Linked DNA regions of Homo sapiens: region 1 is linked to region 2. A link is a contact called in ENCODE Hi-C data. All regions are on one chromosome and are shown on one strand. Each heading gives the region's core, a stretch centred on a gene start or an enhancer-like site at or near the end of the contact. The rest is flanking DNA. Distances are from core to core; before and after follow the strand shown. Region 1 holds the start of ALOX5 (arachidonate 5-lipoxygenase). Region 2 holds the start of HNRNPF (heterogeneous nuclear ribonucleoprotein F).

Region 1 (3,495 bases), core at 21-2,520, 2.0 Mb after region 2:
GAAAGTGAAAACACAACCCGCAGAAGCAATAAAAATGTCTGTAAGTCATGTATCCGATTAGAGACTTCTATCCAGGATATATAAATAATGCAATTCAATGATAAAAAAGATAAATAGCCCAGTTTTCCAAAGAGTCAAGCATCTGAATATACATCTCTCCAAAAATATACAGATATCCAACAAGCATGTGAAAAGATGTTCAAAGCCATTTGCCAGGTGCACAAACCCAAGACAGTATGAGGAGATGCTACAGGGACTCTGCTGCTTCACAGACATGAAGCGTTGGTGAGAATGTAGGCAGCCGCCTTTGGGGACTTCACATCCCCGCCGCCCCACGCACGGTGAGCTAGTGTTTAAACTTAGCCGAGATCAATACACGCGACTGTGTGCCCGTCAGACCCTGCGCTGCCGGCGGGGCTGGGAGAGGCGGGCGCCAGGAGTGGGCGGGAACCTGGGGGTCAGGCCCCAGCCGCGGGAAGCCGCCCAGGAGCGCGCGAAACCTTCTCCACACCCTTCCAGGCATTTGCCCGCCGCGATTCAGAGAGCCGACCCGTGACCCCTGGCCTCCCCTAGACAGCCCCGCATGTCCAGATGTGCCGTCCCGCCTGCCTCCCGCGACCACTGGCCATCTCTGGGCCTGGGCGCGGTCTCGGCGCCCGCCTGCCCCCGCCAGGAGCCGCAGGTCCAGCCAGTGAAGAAGCCCGCGCTGAAGGAGCCTCTGTGCTCCAGAATCCATCCTCAGTATCAGCGCTGGGGTGGCCTCCTCCAGGAAGCCCTTCTGATTCTCTCATGGGTCGCTCTTCCTCTGCAGACTCCCGGAGCACCCCTGCTCCAAGTACCGCAAGTGGCACTGAGAACTTGGGGAGAGCAGAGGCTGTGCCTAGATTTGTAGGGAGTCCCCGCAGCTCCACCCCAGGGCCTACAGGAGCCTGGCCTTGGGCGAAGCCGAGGCAGGCAGGCAGGGCAAAGGGTGGAAGCAATTCAGGAGAGAACGAGTGAACGAATGGATGAGGGGTGGCAGCCGAGGTTGCCCCAGTCCCCTGGCTGCAGGAACAGACACCTCGCTGAGGAGAGACCCAGGAGCGAGGCCCCTGCCCCGCCCGAGGCGAGGTCCCGCCCAGTCGGCGCCGCGTGAAGAGTGGGAGAGAAGTACTGCGGGGGCGGGGGCGGGGGCGGGGGCGGGGGCGGGGGCAGCCGGGAGCCTGGAGCCAGACCGGGGCGGGGCCGGGACCGGGGCCAGGGACCAGTGGTGGGAGGAGGCTGCGGCGCTAGATGCGGACACCTGGACCGCCGCGCCGAGGCTCCCGGCGCTCGCTGCTCCCGCGGCCCGCGCCATGCCCTCCTACACGGTCACCGTGGCCACTGGCAGCCAGTGGTTCGCCGGCACTGACGACTACATCTACCTCAGCCTCGTGGGCTCGGCGGGCTGCAGCGAGAAGCACCTGCTGGACAAGCCCTTCTACAACGACTTCGAGCGTGGCGCGGTGAGCGCGGGCGGGGCACGGGTGGAGCGCGGGCTGAGGTGCGTCCGGGACCCGGTTTGGACGGCAGAGGCCTGGGCGGGGGCGCCGAGGGCCCGTCGGGGCGGCCCGGACAGGACTGGGGGTGTCCAGGACCCTGTCAGGGAGGGCAGAACTGCGGTGGGGCGTGCCCTGGGCTCCCAGTGGCCGGTGGGTACCCTGGTGGGCAAGCGTCCAGGACCCCTCGCGGCGGCCGCGACCCCTGTCGGAAACGGAGACTTCCCGCGTGCCGCCTGCAAGGCGTCTTCCCTGGGAGGAGAAGGCCCAAGGTTTCCCCTCCACTTCAAGATCTGGGCTCCGAGGCTCCGGAGCCCCCTTCACTGGGCCGCGTTTCTTGTGCCACCTCTTCCTTAGGCTCCTTCTGCAGGTCGCACAGGGAGGGAGAGGCAGATGAGTCATGCTCACAGAACTCTGAGGGCACCTCGGAGCAGCCAGCTGTGAGCCGTGGGGAAGGGTGCACGTCAGCGGGTCCAGAGGCCTGAGTTCTGTCCAGACATGACCACCAGCTCACTCTACCGTCTGTCTGGGCCTCAGTTTCCCCAGCTGAAAATGGAGGGTTGGCTTCAGTCTGGTCCATGAGTCATGGGTGAGCCCAGGCCCATCTGGTGGCTCAGACGGCACCTGGGCAGCTTACATTCTCAGGACAGTCCCCAGAGGAAATTAAAGGGAAGGAACAGAACCCAGGCCAGGAGAGGCTTTTCCTAAATGGAGGGGCTGCACTCCCTCCCAGCAGAATGTACACCAGGGAACACTTCCACGCTAGGTGTGAGGACGCGAGGGAGCCCTCAGCATTTGGAAGCTAGTTCCTAATGCTGATCTGGACCTGAATTCCAGCCCCACGACTCTTTTCCATGAGCATGGGCAGGTCGCAGTTCTCACTGAGCCTTTAATGAAGTGCCTAATCCAGTACCTGGCACAGAGGAAGCGCTCCGTAAATGACTGGTAATAGTCCCAGACATACTGCAGGTGCGCAGGGAATATCAGTTCCCTTCCACCCCACCCCAGCTCCTAACTGGACCAAAAAGATTTAGACTTTACCAAGCTGCCTTCTCACCATTTAGTTTATTATTTGATCAAACCTTGTGAAATTGCTCATAATGGACAAATACAACCGGCAAGTTCATGTTTCAACTGATTACTCTTGGATAAAATTTGTGTTTTAGGTGTGCAGAGCCTAAAGTAAGTAAAAACTACTCTTTTTCTGGATTCCAAGCTCTCCATGGGCTCGATTCCTATCCAGGAGCCCATACCCTCGCTGTAGCACGACATGGCCCTCAGCCAAGTTCACTAGCATCCTGGCTTGAGCTCCCTTCAAGAAGAGTTAGGTGTTGAGTACAAGAGCAACCTTCAGTTGCTTAGTTGCCCCAGTCGGGGAACTGACCCTGAGGACTGCGGTGCCCTGGAGTTAATGTGTCGTCCATTTAGGGTGATGGCACCCTCTGCCATTTCTGACGCACCTTCATTTACTTCCATTATTTCATGGATTCCCCACACCTGGGGGAGAAGGACAGGGTACAGGCTACTTCCCCTTTGTAAGTGCTTCCTCCTCCCCATTCTCCTCCACACATCATAAGGTTCTAGAAGCACAGGCCATTGGTGTGCTCACACTGCACAGCACGGGCACCCCGTGTGTGCTTTCCTCCTGCAGGGGACATGATAACGTGGCCATAGCGGGCTCTTCGGACAAAGAGTGAAGGCACTGTTTTGTCCACTATCTCCCTCTCTCGGTCTGTCTTCCCCTACCCTGAGAAGTCATTCAAATGACATTATAATTAAACACCTCAGCCGGAATCCCAGGGGCAAATTTCAGGAGAGATTTGCATGTCACATTTCCATTGGGTTGAGAGGGCTATAAGTCAGGGGTGGGGCGGGGGGTGGTTGGGGGTGGGGGCTACCGCAGGGTGGGGAACCAGCTAAGGCTGAAAGTTTCCTTGAAAAAATCAGCTTTTGAGAAAGTTCCTGTTGATGCAAAGTT
Region 2 (3,423 bases), core at 123-2,622:
GAACCGGGCGTGGGAGGAGGGCGGAGCCAACTCCCCACAAGGAAGTCTTGTGCAACTCTCAGGCGCCTGCAGCCACGTGAGCGCGCGGCTTTCATTTTACTCAGGTATTATTACTATTATTACTTCTTTTGAGACAAGGTCTCATTTCCGTCGCCCGGCTGGAATGCAGTGGCACAATCACTGTCACTGCAGCCTCGACCTCAGAGCAAGCGACCCTCCCGCCTCAGCCTCCCGAGTAGCTGGGACAACAGGCGCGCGCCACCACACGTGGCTAATTTTTTTTTCTTTACTTTTCAGTAGAGACAGTCTATGTTGCCCAGGCTTGTCGGGAACTCCTGGGCTCAAGAGATCCTCCCGGCTGGGCCTCCCACTGCGCCAGGCCTGTTCTCACTTTCAGAGCCCTCCGGCAGTCGCCAGCTCCCCGCCAGGGGGCCGGACTAACGCACCCGGCCGTCCGTGCCTTCCCCGCGCTTTCCTGACTCCAAAATCTCAGCCCGCGGTGCTCACCGCGTGGGACCACTGTCTGGGCGTGCGGCTCTCGACCTCCGACGCTGCGTCTCCCGATCCCAGTGGGTCCAGTTCTTGCCGGTCCCACGTACGGGCCCCTCGACCTCGAATCCCGTCACCCAAATCTCAGCGCCACGGCCCCTCATTATGTGCAGTCCTCGCTCGGTCCCAGGTTTGCGGCGCTTAAACTCAGATCGCTCTTCCCTGATCCCAAATCCCAGCCCCAGCCCAACGATCCCCACCCCAATAGGCCCAGTCCCCAGGTAGTCCGGGTACGGGGCCCTGGACTTCGGATAGTCTCCCTAATCTCAAATCCCACCCCCCGTCCCCACCCCCAGGGGGACCCGGTCCCCGCTAGGTCCCGGGTGTGCGGCCTTCGACCTCGGAGACTTCGGCCGCCCCTCACCTCGGCCTCCGAGTCTCTACACTCCCGCTCTCATATCAGGCACCCCGGTGGTCCCTTGGAGCACCTAGAGGAGGGTGGGACGCGGGGAACTTGGCAGTTGTAGCAGAGGCAGTTGAGGCTTGTTGACCATCACCATGGAAACCCCCGCCTGCGAGCACGGGGCGGAGCCTACGAGGGGCGGGGTCAGGCGCGCTGCCGGCCCCAATCCTCAGCGCCTGCCCGTCGAGCGCACGCGGCTTTGCCGGAAGCCCTCCTGCTCCCGGCGAGCCAGGCCCCGACTAGGCCCTACTGCCCGGCTCAGCCCTTTGCCCTGGACACCAGGAAACAGAAGCCCAAGGAGCCCGCGTCCCCACCCCCTGCTACCTGCCGGCGTGACAGCGATTCGGTGGCCCCCCGAACCCCACCTTGAGGAAGACGCGGCGCAGTCCTGCTTCCACGACGGAGCCGGAAGGACGCAAGGACCGCGGCAGGGCGGAGTTTCTGCGTCCGGCGTCCGGGGGCGGGGCCGCGACGGCGCATTGTGACGCGCCAGAGCTGAGCCGCCGGTTGGCCGGCTGGGCGCGGAGCAGAGCCGACACGGCTGGCGGGGGAGGCGGTGGAGGCGGACAAGCGAGGACGTTTCTGGAGAGGAGAAGGGAGGGGAGGGGAGGGGATAGGGGGAGGGGGAGGAGGAGGAGGGAGTGGAGCGGCGGGAAAGATCCCTCTGACTGCCCCTGAGGCCCTGGAGGAAGGACACTGGTGAGCCCCGCAGGACACTGAAATGTGCGCCGAAAGGACGCCTGATGGAAGACTAGGATGGGAAAAGGAAATGAGAGCCGATGGCAGGGCGTGGTGGCGCAAGCCTGTGGTCCCAGTAATTTGGGAGGCTAAGGCGGGAGAATCGCTTGAGCCCGGGAGGTCGAGGCTGCAGTGATCCGTGACTGCTCCATTGCGTCCAGCCTGGGCGACAGAGCGAGGCGCTGTCTCAAAAAATAAAATAAGGAAAGTAGTACACTGAAGGCCGGGCGCGGTGGCTCACGCCTGTAATCCCACCACTTTGGGAGGCCGAGGCGGACGGATCAGGCGGTCGGGAAATCGAGACCATCCTGGCCAACATAGTGAAACCCCTACTAAAATACAAAAAAATTAGCCAGGCGTGGTGGCGCGCGCTTGTAGTCCCAGCCACTCGGGTGGCTGAGGCAGGGGAATCGCTTGAACCCGGGAGGCGGAGCTTGCGTGAGCCGAGATCGCGCCACTGCACTCCAGCCTAGCGACAGAGCGAGACTACGTCTCAAAGAAAAAAAAAAAAAAAAGGTACACTGAGTACTCCGGAGACCGCCTAAAGGGGTCTCAGAGCAGGGCGTTAGGAGGGATTTGTCAGGTTGAAGTTGCTCAGGTGATAAATTCCGTGGTGTGAGAAGCCCCCAAACCTCAGAATGTAACTCAGACCCAGGTCGAGGGCAAGATTTTCAGTCACAGAGCACCTGAACACACAGATTTGGTGGCTAATGGCTAAGCCAGGGACAGATTTTCTTTCTTTTCTTTTTTTTTTTGATGTATTGTAGGGCTAATAATTGTAACCATTTTATTTTGGTGGATCTTCTTCATGAAGAGATGATGTCAAGGCACTCATCACAGGTTAAGCTGAACATTGTTACTATTGTTATTATTTCCAGACTGAGTATCGCCCTGTCATTCAGGCGGGAGTGCAGTGGTACAATCACGGCTCACTGCAGCCTCGACCTCCTGGGCTCAAGCGATCCTCCTGCCTCAACCTCCTGAGTAGCACCACCACTCTCGGCTAAATTTTGTATTTTTTGTAGAGGCGAGGTTTCGCTGTGTTGCCCGGGCTGGTCGGGAACTCCTGGACTCAAGCCATCCGCCCACCTACGCCTCCCAGAGTGTTGGGATTACTGGATTGAGCCACGCATCTGGCTGAACGTTATTTTTTAAATCACCAGAGAAAGTAAAGGAGTGCTCAAAATAGTGTCAGATGATGAGTGGGATGATTGTGATGAAGGAAGGAGTTTGTTAAAAGAAAAAGCTAGTTCCAAGAAAGAGAATGGAAAGAGTAAAGCAGGAGCTGTCAGAATAGGTAAAAATGTCCAAAGAGAAAACTGCATAATTTGAGGCAAAATTACAGAAAATAGTTCCTGCAAAAATCAGATAGGTATTCAGCATCATAGGAAAGGGGCGAAAATCAGATAGGTAGGTATTCTTAAGAAGTTGTGGCCGGCCGGGCGCGGTGGCTCGCGCCTGTAATCCCAAGACTTTGGGAGGCCGAGGTGGGTGGATCACCTGAGGTTAGGCGTTTGAGACCAGCCTGGGCAACATGGCGAAACCCTGTCTCTACTAAAAATACAAAAAAAAATTAGCCGGGCGTGTTGGCGCGTACCTGTAGTCCCATCTACCCTGGAGGCTGAGGCAGGAGAATCGCTTGAATCCAGGAGGTGATGGTTGCAGTGAGCCGAGATTGCACCATTGCCCTCCAGCCTGGGTAACAAGAGCGAAACTCTGTCTCAAAAAAAAAA

What was found. A loop is a pair of places that touch in the nucleus more often than their neighbours do. Pooled maps may share reads with other maps.
Region 1: a loop to region 2 is called in a map with no recorded cell type, with 5 times the contacts of the local background. The contact joins the promoter of ALOX5 here to the promoter of HNRNPF in region 2. A Hi-C loop is called at or near these places in 4 of 37 single-sample maps with no recorded cell type and 3 of 50 pooled maps.

The regions. Positions count from the first base shown.
Region 1 is chr10:45,372,946-45,376,440 of GRCh38, forward strand. It overlaps ALOX5 (arachidonate 5-lipoxygenase), which reads left to right and starts at 1,271. Exons shown (of 14, transcript NM_000698.5): 1 at 1,271-1,484. The coding sequence starts at 1,335. RefSeq lists enhancers at 1,039-1,649, 1,650-2,258.
Region 2 is chr10:43,407,814-43,411,236 of GRCh38, forward strand. It overlaps HNRNPF (heterogeneous nuclear ribonucleoprotein F), which reads right to left and starts at 1,373. Exons shown (of 4, transcript NM_001098204.2): 1 at 1,318-1,373. RefSeq lists enhancers at 83-132, 100-703, 143-482, 1,213-1,272 and silencers at 993-1,112, 1,563-1,792.